Linked DNA regions of Homo sapiens: regions 1 and 2 are each linked to region 3. Evidence: chromatin contacts called from ENCODE Hi-C or POLR2A ChIA-PET data. All regions are on one chromosome and are shown on one strand. The core of a region is the stretch at or near the end of the contact, and the rest is flanking DNA. Distances in the headings are between cores, read along the strand shown.

What was found. A loop is a pair of places that touch in the nucleus more often than their neighbours do. ChIA-PET counts read pairs that join two places held with the same protein, here RNA polymerase II (POLR2A). Pooled maps may share reads with other maps.
Region 1: a loop to region 3 is called in a map of naive thymus-derived CD4-positive, alpha-beta T cell, with 27 times the contacts of the local background. The contact joins the promoter of KIF16B here to the promoter of DSTN in region 3. A Hi-C loop is called at or near these places in 1 of 168 maps with a recorded cell type or tissue (naive thymus-derived CD4-positive, alpha-beta T cell), 1 of 37 single-sample maps with no recorded cell type and 9 of 50 pooled maps. POLR2A ChIA-PET finds 5 or more read pairs at or near these places in 3 of 52 experiments (BJ, HEK293T and MCF 10A).
Region 2: a loop to region 3 is called in a pooled map, with 7 times the contacts of the local background. The contact joins the promoter of POLR3F here to the promoter of DSTN in region 3. A Hi-C loop is called at or near these places in 8 of 50 pooled maps. POLR2A ChIA-PET finds 5 or more read pairs at or near these places in 2 of 52 experiments (GM10248 and OCI-LY7).

Annotation. Positions count from the first base shown.
Region 1 is chr20:16,572,198-16,574,897 of GRCh38, forward strand. It overlaps KIF16B (kinesin family member 16B), which reads right to left and starts at 1,251. Exons shown (of 26, transcript NM_024704.5): 1 at 1,032-1,251. The coding sequence starts at 1,078. RefSeq lists an enhancer at 1,008-1,529 and silencers at 1,142-1,371, 1,158-1,287.
Region 2 is chr20:18,466,020-18,468,719 of GRCh38, forward strand. POLR3F (RNA polymerase III subunit F) reads left to right here and starts at 1,371. Exons shown (of 9, transcript NM_006466.4): 1 at 1,371-1,549. The coding sequence starts at 1,488. It overlaps DZANK1 (double zinc ribbon and ankyrin repeat domains 1), which reads right to left and starts at 1,011. Exons shown (of 21, transcript NM_001367614.1): 1 at 977-1,011. RefSeq lists enhancers at 891-1,509, 1,132-1,451.
Region 3 is chr20:17,568,695-17,571,394 of GRCh38, forward strand. DSTN (destrin, actin depolymerizing factor) reads left to right here and starts at 1,381. Exons shown (of 4, transcript NM_006870.4): 1 at 1,381-1,517. The coding sequence starts at 1,515. It also overlaps a transcript of BFSP1 not described here. RefSeq lists an enhancer at 344-911 and silencers at 1,322-1,511, 1,532-1,821.

The sequences.
Region 1 (2,700 bases), core at 1-2,500, 1.0 Mb before region 3:
ATGATTCCCTACTTGCCAAGAGAAGAAACAGATTTAGATGAGTCAAATAAGGTTCTGGAAATCTTTTGATTTTATGGCCTTCGGCTGCCCCAATCAGGCATCAGAACTACCAAACATTAACCTCCACAAGTTGATATGACAAAAGCAAAAAGGCCCTATGGTAAGTCAAATATCCACCAACTTGGTAGAGAAGTCAATAAAATCAAATGGCTCTGTGTGAACCTTGCCTGTCACCTTGGAGGACACATCCCATTTCTACCTCATTCTTTGAAGTCAAACCAATTTAAAAAGTAACTTTTCCAAAGAAACTTTCTAAACGGATTAAAAAGAGGTCATTGAAAAGGGAGCACAGGCTATTTTTCAGTGAATGAAGAGAAGGATTCTGAAAAAGCATTACTTCGTAGAAATATATAACAAGATTAAATTTTGTGTGTAACACTCTTCCTCTCTCTTAATATCAGAGTATTTCAAACACGTGTAAAGCGTCCCTGACTTTTTTCTAGGAGTCAGGACTTTGTCAAAGTTTTCCCATCCACTCTCTAACATGAAGTTAGGAACTGCTAAGTTATCGATTAGACATTCAGGGAATCAAAATCATCTCTAACTGAAAGATTAAAAAGTAGCATGGTTAATTGTTAAGAGAACTTCTGAGTTGGTAGAAATGAGGGGTTCACCTGACAGTTCGTGGTGCCCCCCCTCAGCACTCTCACCTTCCCCCCAACTATTTTACATCTTCATGGTAACGTTCCCTTGATGCTTTTTTAAAGGGGGAACAAGAACATCTCAAGTTAATACGATGGAGAGAGTTAATAGAATCTTCTCCTTTACCACCAGGGTCCTCTCCAGGGCAATGTGAACGGGACAGCAGTGCACGAAGTCCTCCAGGCCCCCAGAGGCCACAGCCTGGGCCCGGTGGGCCAGGGACCAGCCGGTGACACTTTTAAGTCCAGGCTGGCTTTGGGGGAGCTGGAAACAGGCTTCCTCTGGGTGGGGGCGCGACGAGGGGGCGGGGCGCGGGCGGCCCCACTCACCTGCGATTCATGGGCCGGACCCTCACGGCCACCTTGACCGATGCCATCGCTCATCCCGAACCAGCCCGCGCGGGGTCCCACTAGCCCAGAACTCCGCGGTCGCCGGCGACGCTGGCTACTCAGATCGCGGCTCCCGCCCACTTCCCTCTCGCCCCCGCCCCTCTGCTCCCGGCCGGACCTGGAGTTCCGCGGCAGCCCCACCTGCCAGGCCACTGAGCATGCCCAGAACGGCTCCGGCCCGCGTGATCCATGCGCCACGGTTTGGCGGCGGCCGGGCGGTGCAGAGGGGCGGGGCCGCGGGGCCTGGAAGCAGCCTCCGGGATCTGCAAGTCTGGAAAGGCCACGTTGTGGACCTTGGCGCAGAGGTTATGGGGGCGACCCGGAGCGGATGGTTTCAGGAAAACTAGAACCCACCCTCATGGCCTGAACAACTGGAGAGAAGAGGATCGCAGCAATTTAAAGCCAGCGGCAAGGATCACAGTCCTGGGGTCAGGTGACCAAAGCCAGTTTTTCAGCCCTTAACAAGAACCTGGCTTCACCCAGCCAAACATGAGTTAACGTATCCATTTTACACACGAACAAACTGAGGCGCAGAGATGATCACAGCTTGTTGGTGGCAAACTCCGCTAGGGCCTTCTCTGCTACCCTAAGGAGGTCCGACCGTATGTTTTGGACCCCTTAACTCGGGATACCGATAAACGAAAATTAATAGGGTGTTGGATGTTTTAAATGTGTGCGGGAATGTCATTATATTGGCTAGAATCAAACCTTATTTAGACTTGTTTTGCACTTTTGTACACTTTAGTAATTTTTAGTTTTAATCATAAGGGAGTTAAAGGCGAACACAACTGGTATTTTTTTTTTTTTTTTTTTTTTTTTGAGACAGGGTCTCGCTCGGTCACCCAGGCTGGAGTGTAATGCTGCGATCTCGGCTCACTGCAACGTCCGCCTCCCGGGTTCAAGAGATTCTCCTGCCTCAGCCTCCCGAATAGCTGGGCGTGCCACCACGCCCGGCTGATTTTTGTATTTTTAGTAGAGACGGGGTTTCACCATGTTGGCCAGGTTGGTCTCGAACTCCTGACCTCAAATGATCCGCCCGCCTTGGCCTCCCAGAATGCTGGGATTACAGGCGTGAGCCACCGCGCCAGGCCGACAACTGGTATCTTAAGGCTTAGGGCCTCTGGTAGAAGTGAGCTCCACCTCCCTTCCTGTGTAGAAGGTAAATGCATTCATTCATTCAGTGAATCGAGCATGCATGAAATCGTTTGCGCACACCCAGAAGCCCACCTGCGAGCCACAGGAGCAGCCATTCCAGGAAGCCAAGCTATAATGGGAGACGCAAGGAATGGAGGCGGAACTCCTGTTTTTAAGTCCTAGCTCCAACACTAGCCTTGTCAGCCTGTAATTCTGAATTACTGGGCGCCTCTGAGGCTTCTTGTCTCATCTGCAAATCAGGAACAACGGCATAGAGTGGTGAATGCATCAAGTGGGATGATGTCTGCAAGTACGCAACCCGCTTACACAAAGAATTATCTTTCCATAACCTTCCCTGGACCCCTAGGGCCAGCAGGGAATCATAGCCTCCCTTTGTTTCTAGAGCCCGGAAATCACTGGGTTTTCCCTCTGTCTGGAGCAGAGCTGGGTGCGAATTTGACCAACGGGTGGCAGG
Region 2 (2,700 bases), core at 121-2,620, 900 kb after region 3:
GTATTAATAATTAACTACCAGTATGAAAGCCTTACTGGTCTTTTTGGAGGTGAGGGTGGGGAGGAAGGTTGTCATAATTAATGCACAGAAGGTTTCAGGGGGAAAAAACGCTCACCTTAACACAACAACCATTTACATCTCTGTATTGCCTTTTCAAATTTCATTAATAATCCATAGATTTTGCCCAATTATAATCTACATATTCATTCCATTTTTATAGTCTACTTCTTGCATTCTCACTGTATTATTTAGTTTTCCCTGTACTTATTTATCCATTTGTGGCTGGGCATTTAGGCTATTTCTAGTTTCTTTTTAGTTTTGCCTGTTGCAGTTCTAATAATGCTGATCTGAACATGTCTGCAGTTTGAGCTTTGTCACAGACTGTATTCTCAAAAATGGGGTACCTAAATTTAAGGGGTGAACTTAATGCCTTGTTGGATAGTTCCGGATCTAGGGCCAAGAATATAAACTACAGATACTGACAGCACAACAATAGCTCCTACGGGAGTGTGGCTGGACTTGAGACTTGCCCATAGTCGCATTTCCATTTAAGTGAAAGGCAGATAAAATAAAAGTAGTTGAAAAATTCTAAATAAAAAATATGTAGGAGAGGAAGTAATTCGCGAGCGTCAACTAGCAGCTGCCCTTAGGAAGCTGGGGTGGCCAGTGGGCCCCACGCAAAGGGAATCAAGAAAAAAGGCGGATCCGCCAGGCCCAAATGGCAACGTGCAGTCAACAGGATCCCCAGACCCCTCAACTCTCCCAACGTGGACCGCCCCCTCGCAGCCCGGATCCGGAATCCCGTTTGGTTGTTCCCGCCCATCAGGGGCTGCCAAGGACACCTGCATCCTTTCGGCTGGAGTAAGGGAAGCTCTTCCCCTCCTCTAGCCGCCCTCCTCTTCCTCTAACCGCGGGGCCCGGGATCGGGACCCCTAATGCATCTCTGCCGCGCCCAACCCAGTCGCCAGCCTCTCACCGCCTCTTGCCTCCTCCTTCGCCGCCGCCCGGGTTACCACAGACGCGGCGAGCCGCGCCCCGCCCACTGGGTGCTGGGCAGATGATTGGTGGAGACTCAGCTTCTTAGCAACTAGACCGGCCCCTGCCGCTCCGCAGGGAGCCTGGTACCCGCCTGGAGTTCCTTTCCCAGTGCTTTCCCATAGGCATCTAAGAATATTCCTTCACAGAGTTGCCAAGTGCTAAAAGTTGGTTTCCCAACTCAGAATGAAGGAACCAGGCTTGTGCGTCCGATGGGCATTGACATTCTGGAAAACAAGAATAAGAAGCTGTAGCGGCGCCTGTAAGTGGGCCGGAGCAGGCGCAGCTTGGCCACCTCCCGCCGAAAGGCAAGGAAGGACCGGCTGCGACACGAGGAAGAAGGCCCCTCGGCCTCAGCAGAGCGCTATCCTCCACTGGTTCCCCGGGTTCCCCGGCTTGCTACCGGGCTGCTCCGTGCATCTTTCCCCCCAGGCGTCAGGAACTGCGCCCTCATGGCGGAGGTGAAGGTGAAGGTGCAGCCGCCTGACGCGGATCCGGTCGAAATAGAAAACAGGTAAACCAGTGAGGCTCCGGCTTGGCACTCCATCAGGCGCCCAGTCATTTGGGCAGCTGGACCCCTTCTCCGGGATCCCTTGGGAGTGGCCGGAGCGGGTTAGGTGAGCACGCGGGAAAAACGATTGCGGGGTTCTGGACCCACTTGTTCCTTCCCATCCTGGGAGAGCAGAACTCAAGAAGTTCAAAATGGGTTTGACAGCTTGCAACTTTGTGTAGCTGGCTGGCTTTGCCCTGATACTTTTGGGGAAGTTGTGATGACGTGCTGCCTTCCTACTTTGACGCGATCAGTGCTTTGAGAGGAGCCCTCGGCTTTCTTTCCCTGTAGAACACTTGTGAATACATGTTCTGATCCAGGATCGCTCTTGTCACTAAGGGAACGTCTATGACAAAACGTTTAGGCGGAGTTAGGGCGCAGTTGGTGATTACGAAGTAACATTAAGCCAGGTGGTTTCAGTGCAGTATTGAACTCAAGACTTTTAGGACACCCAAAGCCTCTGCCACTTTTATTTTTATTTGTTTGTTTGTGAGACAGAGTCTCGCTCTGTCGCCAGGCTGGAGTGCAGTGGCGCGATCTCGGTTCACTGCAATCTCCGCCTCCCGGGTTCAAGCGATTCCCCTGCCTTAGCCTCCCGAGTAGCTGGGACTACAGGCTCGCGCCACCACGCCCAGCTAATTTTTTATGTTTTAGTAGAGACGGGGTTTCACCATGTTGTCTGGGATGGTCTCGATCTCCTGACCTCGTGATCCGCCCGCCTCGGCCTCCCAAAGTGCTGGGATTACAGGCGTGAGCCACCGCGCCCGGCCCAGTTTTATATTTTACCGAGGCACTGCCACTCTTAGATTTTCACGTAGTTTTAAAAGACTCAACTTTCTCAGACTGTTAGGAATAATACATTTGTTGATGTCGACTAGGTGAAGATTTTGACTTTTTTTGTTTGGTAGGTATAATTCCAAAAACAGGCCCCATTATGGTGAATTGTCATAACAAATTTTGGCTTCCTACCAGAAACATCTGCATTTGCCTCCTGCTTGCAGATTTATGGCTTAACTTTGTCATGCTTATTACACCCGAGAAAACTGAAGTCTCAGCTTTAATATTTTTTCTGTGATTTCATTAGACTTTTGCTCTAATTTAAAGTTCTTATTAGT
Region 3 (2,700 bases), core at 131-2,630:
GCACAACTTACTGTCTTTTTTAAAAAGAACGAGGGTAATGAGAAATGGGTTCCTATGTTGAGTGGGGCAGAACAAAAGCCACATACAACCTAGATTTTACGTAGTGCCGGAAAAAAAAATACTGACCATCTTGTCCAAAAGTCTCATATTTGGAGAATTAAAATAGTTTTGGTCGAGGCCATGATGTTCTCGGTAACCTAAATTAATTTATAAAATTCTTTGTTCCCTTTATTTCCCACAAAAACACCCGCAGCAAAAACGCTGGGATTCATCTGGGCCCTCTGAAAACCGTGTTTCCGACGCAACCGCCCATTAGAAAAACACAATTCCAAATTAAAAACCCGGAGAACTGAGCGGCGGGGCTGGCGCCACCGTCCCGGGACAGCGCGGCCTTTCCCAGCCACACCCCTGCGCGCCGCCGGCCTCCTTCCCCGGCAGTTCCCAAAGATAAATAAATGCTCCTTGTTTTTCCAGACCTGAAATTAACGGTGACTCACAGAGCACTCTGCATGGCCACGGTCGCCTCGGGAAGGAGGAAAAATGTGCAGACTTTTTTCCCCTCACGCGAGGGCAGGACAAGCCAGACTGGGCCAATCAGGGGAGGGCGGCGGGAATCGCACCAAAGTAGGTAAAAAATGCGGGAGGCGTCCCCGCTGCCGCGGCCCGCGACTCCGCTCCCGTGGGTCCTCCCCCAGTGCGTTCCCCCTCCTCGGGCCCTGCCCTCCCAACCCCCAACATCTCTCTCCTTCCACCACTGTGTCCCTCTCCCTCACCTCTCCCCTTGCCCCCACCTCCCCCACTAAGTGCCCCCTCGCCCCTCCCCCCACATCCCCCTCCTCTCCCCACACTGTCCCCTCTCCCTCACCTCTTCCCTCCCCTCTCCATCCTCCTCCTCCCCCAACTATGTGCCCCTCGCCTCTCCCCTCCAAATCCCCCTCCTTCCCACACTCTGTACCCCTCTCCCCCGGCTCTCCCCTCCTTTTCCCCTCCACGGCCTCGCCCCGCCCCAGCGGCAGGCACACCTGGCCAGGTGGCTGCCTCCCCGCGCGGGCCATGCCTGCACAGTGGGTGGGGCGTCAGGTGGCCCCGCCGAGGAGGCGAAGGAAGGCCACCCCTCCCCCATCATCTTTTGCCCGCCCCTCGCCAGCAGGAGCCAGCCCAGTCCGCCTTCTAGCCTCCTGCAGACCAGAGAGGACGCACCCCCACCCCTAAACACTTTCTGGTGAGGCGGACCCTGCCCCGCAGCCTTCAGCAGATGAGGGAAGCTCCCCTCCGAGACTCTGGATAGCCGCCGGGGGGGCGTTGCCTGGCCGGCTGGTTGCGTAGCAACGGCAGGCGGTGCGTGACGTGCGCAGCCGCGTTCCGTCCTGAGGCGCGCCCGCCCCGGGGTAAGCTCGCGCCGCCGCGTCAGCTCAGCGCTGGGTCTCTCGGTCCCGCAGCCGTGAGGAGGACGGTCTGCATACTCGCTGCCCGCCGGCTCCCTCCCCCGCGTCCCTGCGACCGCCGCGGCGAAGATGGTGAGTAGGAGGGAGGCCGAGGCGTGGGCCGAGGCGGCCGGGAGCAGTGTGTCTCTGGGGCGCCGCGGAGTCGGGGCTAAGGGGGTGAGCCGTGCCTCAGCCCGGGGAGGGACCCGGTCCGGCTGCAGTGTCCGGGCTGCGGGTGAGGGGGGGTCTCTGGGCCTCCGTCTCCCGCCGTCCTGGCTGGGCCCCCGCGCCCCGGGGTGGATCCGCGGCTGTTGCGCAGCTCCCAGCTGGGGCGAGGCCGCCGCCCTGAGCGTGGCCTCTGCGGGTGTCTCCAGACCCGGCCTTGCAACAACTGGCTGGGGTCGAGCGCCCCCACCCGCTCTGTGAAATCCATCCGGGGGTCTGCACACCGAGGCCGGGGAGTGGGGGGCGGGGGGCGTCGGAATCCGGCCACCGTCCTTGTTGGCGTGGGTTTCCCCAGAGCTGGCGCTGAGGCGCTTGGTGACTTGTGCGCGTTCCAGCCCTTGAGGTCTGTCCATCTCAATAAGGAAGATAAAGCCTTTATGGAACAGTCCTAGAGCACGGAATGATCGCTAACGAGCAGGATCCTGGCATGATTTAGAACGGGGTGGCCTTGCAGCTCCTTTGTTTTTTTCTTTTTATCTGGCAATCGGCTTCCAGCAGCACTCTCGTCGTGCTTGTCAAGCTTGGCAGTGTCTGTTTTAACCCTTCCCTGCCCGATCTGTCCGTGTATGGTTAGAATTTTTTTTCTGACCTGTAGACAGTTGGACTCTGCCAGAACTTGGTGCGCAAGGTGTGGGCATGATGCTGGGATGCTGATACAACCAAATTTAAGAGCTTTAAAAACCATTAAAATACTGGAGTCACCAGAAAGTAAACAGGTGCTCATTAGTATATTCTATATGATGGACATTTTGCTTAATTTACATATTTTCCCCCTTTACACTGTCACTCTAATTAGCTATTTAAAAACGTATTCTCAACTGAACTATCAGTTGGAACATTTTGTCGTTTTCGTTAGTGTGCACACACTGTTACCATTTTTGGTCAGTGATTTGCAGGCGTAGCCTTACCAGACTTTGCTAGAAATATTACACTGTAATTGCATCTGTCTAGAAGCAGTTGGTACCAGCTTATCTGCATACAAACTGTTTTCACTGTATAACAGTTTTGGTTTTCTTAAGTTACTACAACTTCCGTGAACATGCAGGCGGCC